Regions from separate parts of the Homo sapiens genome. Here region 1 is linked to region 2. The links are chromatin contacts, found by Hi-C in ENCODE. All regions are on one chromosome and are shown on one strand. Each heading gives the region's core, a stretch centred on a gene start or an enhancer-like site at or near the end of the contact. The rest is flanking DNA. Distances are from core to core; before and after follow the strand shown.

Region 1 (6,059 bases), core at 89-2,588, 420 kb after region 2:
ATTGTTTCCAACATGTCCTTGGCCCACAGCTTAGAGAGTCTGGTCTTCTTAATTATCTTTTCAAGTGTTTATGACTTAGTTCCTCAGCTAGACTGTGAAACTACTTAACAACAAGGACTGTGTATTGAATGTCTGTGTCACACAGCAGTGTAAATGCTGGGTAAACACTCATTGGTTGCCTGACATAGTAACTCATGCTTTAAGCCTTCCCATAGAAGGGTGAGAGATTGGGAGAGTGGAAGAAGAATGATCACTGGCCTTAGAAAGCAGAAATCTGGTCCCATTTCTGCCCATCTTTTCTCATTTCTCATCCTGCAGGCATCTGAGTCTTAGACCCACCTATCCCACTTCCTCAAGAAGCCCTTGGTGGAACTTTGCAAATGACCAAAGAGGGAGAATTATAATAAGGTTGTTAGTTTCCAGAGAACATTACACCTAAGCTTCTCCACGCTTGTAATGGAGGGATGGATGGATGGATGGATGGATGGATGGATGAATGGATGGATGAAAGGGTGGACAGAAGGGTGGATGGATGGGCACATGGGTGGATGGATGGTTGGATGGATGATGGATGGATGGAAGAATGGACAGATGGGTAGATAGATGGACAGATGGGTGGCCGGGTGGATGGATGGATGGATGGACTGAGTCAAGTAATGTCAATTAGAGACCTGAGTGTTCTTTCCTCTGTGCTCTACTCACACTATCATATTTCCTAGCAGTCCATGGCACATGATGTCTGCTCAGTCTCAGGGTGAATCTGAGGTCAATATCTTTGCAGTTGGGTTTCCCTAGATGTTCTGTCCCATCAAGCTGGTACCAACTAATTAAACCCACTGAAAAGCAGAGACTCCCTTCTCGTCTTTCCAAACAGAGTCACACTCACAGTGCTATCAGCCCCTTCTCTTATTCTGGCTGTCTGGCCACAGCCTGGATTCCGGCATCAGAATTTGTTCTGTCCTTGGGCTTGCCAGACATACTTTCTCTTGTATTCACCACCTCTTCAAGCCTAGGATGGAGCCCCACGGGGCACCAAAGATGTCTGACCCCAGCACTGTTTATCTGGCTGCAAACCCACTAATAACATAGTCAACGACAGTCAGTACAGAGCAGGGGCCCCATACCTTATTTCTGCCAAGGCTTTATGGATGACTCTCTCCCCCTTCAACAAATGCTCCTTAATGTTCCCACCATCTTATTATTCATGCTGTACCAAAGACATTGTGAAATGCCCAGGCTCTTCTTCCTTCATGTCCTGCAGCCAATTATAGAGATTGGTGCAGGCCTGACCCACCTGTACCAGACGGTATAAACACAGCGCAATGCCCTGGAGAAATCAGTTGGAGTCTCCAGGGATCAGGGTTCCAGGAACTCAGGATCTGCAGGTCAGTGATGGACAGGCAATATTCTCTCTCTCTTTTCTTTCTTTTCTACTCTCTCCTGTCAATATCTCTGGTATGCCCTCTATCCCTTCACTCCTCCTGGCAAGCTGTCTAGGTAACAAGGTAGTCCCCTCATATGACATGATGGGACATCAAAAACATTTAGGAGCACATAAAGAGATTTGAGGAGAAGGAATAGGTTAAGCCAAATCAAGATTTCTGAACTACTTAGAACAACTGACTTTAGAAAGTAATCTCAAAAGAAACCATCTGGGCCAATGGTATTCAAACCGTGTTTGGTGGAAGCTTAAGAGATTTTTTGTTTTCGTTTTTTTTTTTTTTGTGCTCCTTGGTAGCTCCTCAGTGTCTTCTTTGTAGGCAAGAGAAATACTAGCAGGGTTCCAAAGTCTCCATTGCTTCCTGTGTCAGCAAAGCAGCTGCCCTTTATCCTTTTTACAATCATTAGAATTCTGCATAAAATTTTATTGTGAAACTTAAAACAGTTTTGAAAGATACCTTACTCAATCTTTCCATCCAATGTTGATAAGTTGAAGGCCCAGGGATAAAAGGTGGCAAAATAAATTGGTAGCAGAGCTAGGTCTAGGACTCAGCCTTTCTATTCAAAGTCTGCTCTGTGTGTTTCTATGTCCTGGCCACAAGGACCAGGGTAGTTCAATTAGGGTGGTTGGAGAGAGCTTCAAGTGAGCTGTAAGCCATGCTTCATGACTTCAAGATCTTATAAACTTTTATAAGGGAAACAAATATCTTTATGTACAACAATAAATAATACAGTAAAATTTAATAGGAGTTCAGAGTAGAGTTACAATAGTAAGGGAAAGATTCATTAAACTCTGAGTCATGGAATTATAAATAGTTTGGCCTAGAAAGAACCTTCATAACCACATAATCTAATCCCATGAATGTATAGTGCTGAAACTGAGGGTTGGAGGTTAAAAGACATAACCCTGTATGTCTAAGCTGTAACTCTACACTGGTAATTAATTTGATAGAACTAGATACTGAACCCATCTATACTGATACTATCTCCAGTGATCTTAATATCAAAAGATCTGAATGGATGACAATGAGAAGGGATGACTTTTGAGGCAGGGAGAACAATGGGACACCTGTGAGTACGTCCACTGAGAAGATAAGAAAGGAATTATGTCGCCAGGAGGTGTGGTTTAGTGTCCATGGAGAAGTGAGATGCTATCACACAAGAAAATCAGTGCCAGACGGTGACAAAACAGTCAGTCACTGTAGATTCTAGAGCTGGGCAGGGATGTGGTGAAAAAAATCTTTAGAACGTGGGTCCACATTCCTCACATAGGTTGGAATGAATGAAAGGCAGAAAAACCGGGAATACAAGTACAGTAGTAATGGCAATTAAAAACACAAAGTTATATTTTAAAGAAATAACCTGTAGGGACTTGATAAGTTAGACACTGAGTCAGGAGAAGTAGGAGATATTGTCAATGAGTCTCAGGTTTTGAATATCACTGGTGAGAGGAATATTATGACAGTGAGAGAAATGAAATTGGGAGGAATGTGTGGGCTGGGAGGAGAAGATAATTAACTTAACCTTAAATATATTTGGTTGGATATCAGCAGGATGTCCAAAGTGGGCTGTCCTGTAGGCTGCAGGAGGTAAAGTGGGATGTGCAGTCTACATTTGGGAGCCATTAGCCCAAGATAATCATTGCAGCTGTAGAAGTCAATGAATTGCAGCTTAATATGATGTGAAATAGAAGTGCTTAGGACCTTGTTAGCCTTAGGGGTGGCCCCAGAAGGAGGTGAAATCTACAGTGGGAGAAAGAGGTGTGAAGGGAGTCATTCAATGTCAAGGGTTCCAAGGAGGCAATGACTAAATATCAAAGGAATCAAAAGAATCTCTGGATCTTGCTCCACAGAAGTTAATATTGGTCTTGGACAGAACATCCCACATAGATACTGTGCAGGAGAATGATGAAGGATAGGACAGGGTGCTGTGCAAAAGAACATGGGGAAAGCCCAAGTTTAGCTGATGGCAGTGTTTGAGCCAGGACAGGTGAATTGCGGAGGTCTGAGAGCCAGATGCCATGTCCAGGGAGAAATGAGAGGAAGAAAAGAGGGATATAGACTGAAGTTCAGTGAAAAGTCATTTGAGGAAAATAGGGAGGGGAAGCTTTGGGGGTGAGGCATGTGGCACACTGGGAGGGGCTTGGCACACAGCAGAGGTTCAGCACCAAGACCCAGGCTCTCTGATGGACCAGACGCTAGCTTCCTACCCTTACTCACTTCATCACAATCTATCAGAACCCAGGCGGAGGGAGCCGAATAGGGGAGCCTTTGGGAAAGACACTGTACATTTTGGCTGTGCCAGAATGGGAGGTTTCTAGGGCCCATGGGATCCAGCTGGACTGGACCAGCATTGAATTTCTTCCAGCTCTTTGAGCTGACACTGACCCAGAGTGGGAGTCATCAGCTTGCTATCCACCTTCACCCAGGGCCCTCCACTTTGTTGCCCCACCTAGATCTGGGCACAGCTACCACACTGCCCACTGTCCTGCTGCTACAACCAAAGAAGCCCCAGTGGTTTGGCCAAGGGGAGCCCATCATCAAGTGGGCTTGCATTGAGGCCATGATGCTGTTGAGTTATCTGTACTGGGGGATTGTCTAGTCCTTTAGGACTCAAAGTGCTGGCCAGGAGGAACCAGCAGCATTGACATCACCTGGTTGCATATTTGAAATGTACAGTCTCAGGCCCCACCCCAGGCCTGAAAAACCAGAATCTGTTATTTTAACAAGAACTGCAGGTGGTTTATATATTTATTAATAAGTGTGAAGAATGGAATGAAAGTACACCAGTTCCCAAGCAGCATGGCTGATTGCTGGAATCACTCCAAGTCCTACTGAATTAGAACCTTCGGCCCAGGAAATAGTAATTATACAGAGTCCCCCAGGTGATGCAGATGGGCAGGCACATTTAGGAGCCAATGACTTTAACTGAACACTTCATTTAAAAAATGTTGAAACTTACTTGATACTACAAAGGAAATTCATGTTCATTATAGGAAAATGTTGATATGTTTAAAAAATTACTCATAAAGCCATAGGTAAGTGGTGCAACAACACGAGTAACATTTCTATGTATGTGTCTCTATGTGTGGATTTAAATAGAATTACAGTGTACACTTGATTTATAATCTGCATTTTTCACCTAATATATTTTGAAAATTTTTATGTCCTAAAACAAGCTTCTATAATATCATCTTTAACAAACACATACATCCTTATTTATTGAATTTTGCTATAATTTCTTAGCCAATTACCTATTACTGAAAATTCAGATTTTTTTCAACTTCTTGCTATTGTAAAAAATTATGCAGTGAACATTTTTGTAAGTAAACATTTGGGCAATCCGTTATTTTTCCTAAGAGTAAGGGAAACACATGCAATCACAAAGTATACAGAATGCTTTAAGACTTTCATTCACAGCACCAACATCCCTCCAGAATTTGCACTTGTTAGTCCCTATTATCCTTCACTCTAAGTCTCAAAGTCATACCCCAAGGCCTGGGGACAGAAAATGACTTGTCCAAAGTGACAGTGACAGACCCAGTACTAAAAGCCACCTTGGCTACAGCCCTGTTTCTGGAACTTGAGAGCTGAGGTGGTTGGAAGCCGTATCCTCAGCACCCACCTGTTCCTTCTCACCTGCCTCCCCAGGGTCCCTCAGCATCTCTCTATTCCTCCCTGAGCCCTATTACTTTCTTCCACCTGCCTTCTTCCTTTCTCTTCTCTCATTTTCTGCTTTCTTATATTTTTTCTTCTCTATTCCCTTCTTATTTGGTGAGAATCAGATCTACTCGGTAAACCTCAGCCCTAGTCATACTTGCGTTACTTTCCTGAGCTAATTTCCAACTCCTGATTAGCTCTGGGTTTATTTCCATGCTAAATTCTGGACTGGCCTTTCCAATGGGTGTTCATTTTAGGGAAGAGCTCTAGGACAGGATAACCCATCGGGAAGGAGCAGAGTCATGTGAGGCTGTGTGGCCTGGCATTTATACAGGGCCACTATCTTCACTGTGCCATTTTCCATCTGGAACAGAATGGGGGAGTTTGGATGGGCTGTTTTCGGCAGTCTTGGCCAAGCACTTCTAGTCACTAGGAATGATGTTTTCCAACTCTCTGGGGAGACCCCACCAGCCTCACTGCTGCTGGAGACCCCTTCTAGTTGTGCTCTCTTCTTTCACTCTGGGCTCTAGTTATCTAACCCTTGGCTAGTTATGGGGGCGGGGGTGTGGTGCCCTGTTGGCCAACAGGGCAGTGGGACTGGGTTTGAGCTGGGCTTATCCTCCAACTGTGAGGGAGGCTACAGCACACTCCACCCCACTCTCAGGGCTGGGAATTGTTGTGGCTCAGCTATTTGGGGGAATCTGTTTTCCAGTTTCTCAGAACCAGCGCAAGCACACACATCCCAGGCTCACACCCCTGGTGGCTGGACTTGCTCCCGGATAGCCTCAGTCAGGGAGAGGCAGAGCTGCCTGGAGCCTGCTGGGCTGGTGGAAGCCTTGGTGGATTCTGGCAGGCCAATTATAGACGAATGGCCTGGGGAACCCGTGCAGCCCTTGGCTGAGTGGTTCTAAGCCCCAGCACGTCTGCCTCTGGCTTCACCCAGCCTCCTTTTCTAACTGC
Region 2 (6,109 bases), core at 2,463-4,962:
TTTTTGTGCCCAGCAAGCTCTGAGGTGGGGGGTCTTGTTGGGAAGCTTTCTCTTGCTGAAGGGATCAGACAAGTGAGGGGCACTGACCCTGGAAGAGGAATGCTGGGGAGCAAGAGCCTCGGCAGTGGTGGAGTGGACTGTGCAGTGAGTGGCCTGGCACAGTCTCCTGTGCTCTGGTCTGTAGAGAGAGCGAATGATAAATAAGGATGTACTGGAAGATGAGGTGTGTGGTTCATGTCCAGAAGTGGCAGGTCTGTTGGGGGAAGGGAGAGATTGACTTTGCCTCTTTGGCTGTTGTATTCATGGCCAGTCCTCAGTGTGAAACTCAATGCAAGAAGGGGTTTGTGGCCCATAAAAGCATGGGCTGGTCAATCTTGTTGATCCACTAGATCCATAGCAGGCTATTTGTTGACTGAACAGACGAATGAATGAAAGGCTAGGGAAGCCATACAAAGCCAGATGCTGTTACCCTCCACCTCCTCCTGGGATGACTTTGGGGATGACTCACGTCCTGCTGCCCCCTCACTTTCTCAGCCTAAAACCACACATCCTGGACTGTGCGGGCAGCGAGCTGACCCTTCCTTTTCTGCTGTAGGATCTTCATTACACAAAGTTCCTGAGTTTCCAGCAAGTTGCCTTTCTTCCCTGTTTAAGAGCTGAGAAAACTGGGCCTTGGGGAAAGCGAGAAGTCCCAGTTTAAGTCACCAGAGACGTCTTCCTAAAGAAGTATTCAGGATGCTGTGCTATCCAGAAGCTGGCTCCAGAGACACCTGGACCATTTCAAGCTCTAAGAACTGTGCTTCTGTTCCCTCTGCCTGGCTCCTATGCCATATCACACCCACATGTGTGAACTCAAAGCCAAAGGGAAGAGACCAGGCCATGTGCAGCCAGGACAGAGGCATGTAAAATCTAGAGAGGGTGGGCCAACCTCCCATACTCCTGTGTTGGCGGAGAAATAGACCCACCAGTTTGTCTGGCACAACCAAAACTCAGCTTTCTTGCCATGGGATGCTGGCCTGAGACCAGTCACAACCAGTCTCAACCAGTCTCCATATCAGGGCTTGGCTGTCTGGGTGCTTTCAAGCACCCTTCCCCCACCTGGATCCCAAGCATCCCTTGGACTCTGCCAGGACAGAGCCACAGATGCCGGGGGAAATGGGAAATGACTGGAGACACAGAGGACAGCCACATTCAAAGCTGGTGGGAAAGTGGTGGTGGTGACATGTGGCCCTTGCCTGAAACATTATTTTGAATTTATTTCCTGTAGGAATTGACTACAGGTGGGTTTTGTCTTGCAAGATAGGTTTCCTTTCTTGAGAAATCTCAAGAGAACAGAGTTTTCAGTAACTCTAAGACACGGTTAGGCCACTGCAACAACTTTATTTCTGGAGAGAACATGTGCTCTGGCTTCCTGCCTCTTCCTACTCTGGGGAAACTGGGGCCAATCTCGAAGACTGATCTCCTAGAAATGTCCTTTTTTATTCCAACAGGGTTTGATGCAGCTCAAAATACAGGCTGTAAAAGCAACAGAGTTAATAAAAAGGAGGGGGAAAGAAGGAGGAAGTAAATGTGTTAAGTGCAAATAAGAGTTGGCACCTAGGGCAATCATACTTGCCTCAGTACTTGCTGGCATCCTGGGAAAAGGCACTTACAATCTTGAAATTTGTTAGGTTCTTCGCAGCTTTAACTGCCGCTTCCTTCTCTGTGCCTCCGTTTCTCTGTCTATAAAGTAAGGGGAAAATACCTCATCTGAGATTTATTGAGAGCATCACCTGAGATAATCCATGCAGAGCACCTGAAATAGTACCTGGCACACAGTAAGCATTCAACTGCATCACAGATATTATTATTATTATTATTTTGAGATGGAGTTTTGCTCTTGTTGCCCAGGCTGGAGTGCAATGGCACGATCTTGGCTCACCGCAATCTCCGCCTCCCGGGTTCAAGTGATTCTCCTGCCTCAGCCTCCCAAGTAGCTGGGATTACAGCCATGCACCACCGTGCCCAACTAATTTTTGTATTTTTAGTAGAGACAGGGTTTCTCCATGTTGATAGGCTGGTCTCGAACTCCCGTCCTCAGGTGATCCACCCGCCTTGGCCTCCCAAAATGCTGGGATTACAAGCTTGAGCCACCATGTCCAGCTACAGGTATTATTATTACCTCATTCATCTGGGGATGGGGAGGGCATTGGTGGGTGGAGAGGAGCTGGTTCTCCTTTACTCCAAGGCTCCTACCTTCTCTTCCCTGGATGTTCTCGCCCCTGCTCCCATGCAAGTCCTCACAGACGGCCTCTGAAGCCGCCTTTGTTCCTGGTCTGGTTCCACAACGTTCCCATGCCCACTTGAGCTCCCTCTACTCCAAGTAGACTATTTCCAGGATGAGTACTTCAAGTACATCGAACAGTGACCTCAAATGCATTTCCTTGACTGTGCCTCTCTGAACTAAAAAGTGCAGAAATGTCATTGCTTCCTTCTTTTGTCTGGTCTTCCACAGGGCTAGGTTGGGATCCGGGGGGAGAGTAGCTTTCCTAGCTCTCAGCAGCTCAACTCCACCGAATTAGTGAACGATGGACATGTCCCCAAGAGGACTCTAAACCCACAGTCCCCAACATGGTGTTCTGCAGCATGCCACAGGTCATCTTGTTCTGTCCTCTCTGAGGGTGAGGTTGGAGAGGGACCCTAGGCTCACAGGCTCAGTGACAGTGACTCACCAAAGATCCTGTGGGCAGTCAGGGTCTGGGCCAGGCCAGTGAGCCCATTCATATGGCATGAGCCACAACACTGTTCCTCTTCCTCCGGCAGCAGCCCGTTTTGCGTGTCCCCTCACTATGAGCCGTGGGAGAAATTTGAAAGGGCTTGGATCAGAGGGCAGGGAGAAGAGGGTGGTCCTGACATCTGACACATACTTCATTTTAAACATGGGCTATGTATGACAGGCCTTCAGCTAGTTATTGAACAAAGAGAATAAGAGCCCTTTTACAAGGGCTTTACATATATTCATTCATTTGGTCCTCACAACAGCACTGTGAGTTAGAAGTCTCAATCTCACCCCTTTACAGATCAGGAAACTGAGGCAGATAATTTATTTGCCTATGGTCACAGGACTAGTGAGTGACAGAGCAGGTGGTTTGGTCTTACAGTCTATGTGTTTAACCACTACACCAAACCACCTCCCTAAGATGCTAGAGGGGGTTTGTGCCAATGCCTGGATTCTAAGAGATTAGATTCTCTTTAGGATCTCTGACCTGTTTCCTCAGCATTCAGAGATAAGGCCAGAAACAATGCCATTTGTGCACGAACTGACAACTGACGGTCCTCCTACCTCCTATTTCTATTTAAAAGGCACTGTAACTTCTTTCCACAGGCAGATCCCTACCTCTCCTCCCTTAGGGGAGGACGAAGGTGTCCCAGCCAAGGAAGATCCTGGTCTCCAAGGGCTGTACCCTACTGATCCGGAGGCAAAGCAGTGAGGGCCCACCCCAATTCCTCACCTCCCATTCTACTCTTCGGCAGAAGCATCTCAGTGTTGGAAAGATAAGGATTTCTTCCTAAAAAGGAAGGATTACACTATATCAGAGTCTGAAGATACAGTTTTCATTTGCAACGCAAGGGAATTCCTTTGAATCTCTACCTTATGATTTCCCTGCAAACCCACTCCGATGGGGCTGGAGAGTGCTCTCTCACTCAGATGAATCTCTCAGGGGTTGTCCAGCAGGTGTTTGCCAACTTGAAGAGCTACCTACTATCACAGACCTATAAAAGTACGCCTGTGGACAGACTGAAAACAAACAAACAAAACACACACACAAACACACAAAACAACCGCACACTGGGAGAAGTTCTAGGCAATTTCCTTGCAAATAACTGCTTTGAAAATTACTGTTTTAAATTGGCAGAACACTAAGGACTTTGAACAGATCATCCCTTTTACTCAATGTTTTCATAACCTTGAAGTGAAGGTGGAGGGAGCAGTACGTTTTAAGGTGCCAGGATTACACTACGGGGTCAGTGCTCCCGGATATGAACTTTCTTTTTCAGACCGACCTTGGGACCTACAGCTTTGTAAGTTACTCATACAACTCCATCAAATGTTACAGGTAGGTCAGAGGACATTCAGGTTGTTTAAGCCTCTATAAATGACTCAGGCAGCAACAATTTACAACGTCTTTGTTTCTGCTATGCAGTGCCCTCCTGCTAGAGATGGCAAAAATGTGGGGAGGGCTTCAGAGCATTCTAAGCCTGGTATTTCTGGCTGGAATTTTTAAATCTCACTACAATCCTGACAAGAGACCACGACCTTAATCTCCCACGGCATGACTGGTTAGTCTTGATCGTAAGCCATATAATCAACACCCAAATGTGCATAACACATCTAAATAATGTCAAAACTACACTATATACCACGCAGGGGACCAGAAATCAATCTTTACCTCAAAAGGATAAGCTTCCAGGATGCAATAACATCCCCTTCCACCCTTTTCTACACCCTAAAACAGTAATATTCACGGTAACAGCAAAGCGGAAATCAGCTTTTCCTGAACATGTACTGAATTCTAGTCACATTCACACACGTTAATTCATTTAATTCCAGCCACAAGGTAGGCAGCCTCTGTTAACATTTTACAATTGTGAGAACGCAGAGATCTGGGACTGGCTCAAGGTGACACACTGCAGCAAGGAGTCAGAATTTGAATCCGAAGCAGTGTCCTTCCCCCTCGCAACAGCTGCGGCGTTACAAACACAGGTCAGCCACGGAGAAATTAATGACCCACAGCCATCCTTGCAGCTCTGCGCCATAACTGGGGAGACAAGCTGGTTCCCGTGACTCTTCAGTCTGTTTTCACCCAAGTGCATGACTGCGGGAGCAAAGCGACCACGTGAGCATCCCCCCCCCACCCCCCCGCTTCCCCCAGGCGAGGGACAGTGCCAGGCCAAGGACAAGTCACAGGTGCAACAACGTGCCAGAACTGGATCCGGAGCCCCAGGGCGCAAGATCTCCCGCAGCGTCACCCGGCAGAGGGACGGGTGTGGCCACCGGGCGCGGCAGGTCCTGCGTGCGCTGAAAGTGCGGCTGGAGGCGCGGACGGCTTTCCGGAGCCCCGAGAGAGGAGCTAGGAATGACTTTGGTCGCAGCCTCTGTAACCCCGCATGACGGCCTCTAGGGGGACAGCGAGGTCCCCCTCGATCTCTGGCTGTAATCAGCCGGCGGGGCCAGACGGTGCCGAGACTCCAGGGCGAGGCCGCAGGGAGGGGGCTGTCCCGCCCCACGTGGACCGGCTCCCCGCTGGGGGCGTGGCCGCCGAAGCGGGCCGGGCCAATGAGCGCCACCGTCGGGCTCACCCGGCTGGGCACGCCGGGCCGAGGAGGGCTGCGTCATGCCGGGGGCGGGGCTTCGGGGCCGGCGCGAGGCGCGGCGGGGTCACGCGGGTCGCTGCGCGGGCTATAAGTAGGGGCCGGCGGGGTGCTCCGCTGGAGTGATGGCTGCCGGCGCTCTCTGCGTGGTTCTTCTTCTCGGCCGCTGAAACCCCCGCGGCTGCTTCCTGGGAAGGTCGTGAGTCCCGCTGAGCTGTCCCCGGTGCCGCCGACCCGGGCCGTGTGCCCGTGGCTCCAGCCGCTGTCGCCTCGATCTCCTCGTCTCCCGCTCCGCCCTCCCTTTTCCCTGGTGAGTAGTGGCGCCGCCTCGTAAAGGCTCTTTCTTCTCCCCGGGGCCGGGCGCGGACGCCGTGGCGCTGGAGGCGGACGCCGTGGGCGGCGCGGCTGGCTTCTCTCTTCGCCGCTGGCCGCCTCCACTCCGCCCGTCTGCCCGCCCGCGGGCCTTTTTGGCGGTCCCCGGGCGGCGCGCGCGGGAACGGCCCTTTTCCGATTTTCGCGCGGAGGGCGCGCGCGGGCTGGCAGCGCAGGGGCTGGGCTGGGCGCGCGCGGGCCGCGGAGGACCCGGAGCCACGTGCCTCTCCTTCTCGCGCGTCCTACTGGGGATGGGGGTCTGGAGTAGCCGGCAGAGGCTATTGCGGGACCCCGGGCGCGTGGGTAGAGCGGGGTGCCCCACTGGCCCCCCAGGGGCACGCAGCTATTGTTATTTCCCCCCTCCCCCGCAGGATGAACTTGCGTC

The links. Hi-C counts contacts between places; a loop is a spot of excess contacts on that map. Pooled maps may share reads with other maps.
Region 1: a map of PC-9 shows a loop between it and region 2 (4-fold over the local background). The contact joins the promoter of IL1F10 here to the promoter of SLC20A1-DT in region 2. A Hi-C loop is called at or near these places in 1 of 168 maps with a recorded cell type or tissue (PC-9) and 1 of 50 pooled maps.

Annotation. Positions count from the first base shown.
Region 1 is chr2:113,066,632-113,072,690 of GRCh38, forward strand. IL1F10 (interleukin 1 family member 10) reads left to right here and starts at 1,339. Exons shown (of 5, transcript NM_173161.3): 1 at 1,339-1,385.
Region 2 is chr2:112,640,468-112,646,576 of GRCh38, forward strand. It overlaps SLC20A1-DT (SLC20A1 divergent transcript), which reads right to left and starts at 3,713. Exons shown (of 5, transcript NR_033871.1): 1 at 3,632-3,713; 2 at 3,492-3,548; 3 at 2,712-2,826; 4 at 1,616-1,722; 5 at 1,363-1,515. SLC20A1 (solute carrier family 20 member 1) reads left to right here and starts at 5,472. Exons shown (of 11, transcript NM_005415.5): 1 at 5,472-5,662; 2 at 6,096-6,109. RefSeq lists enhancers at 1-1,165, 405-699, 1,295-2,494 and a silencer at 5,134-5,963.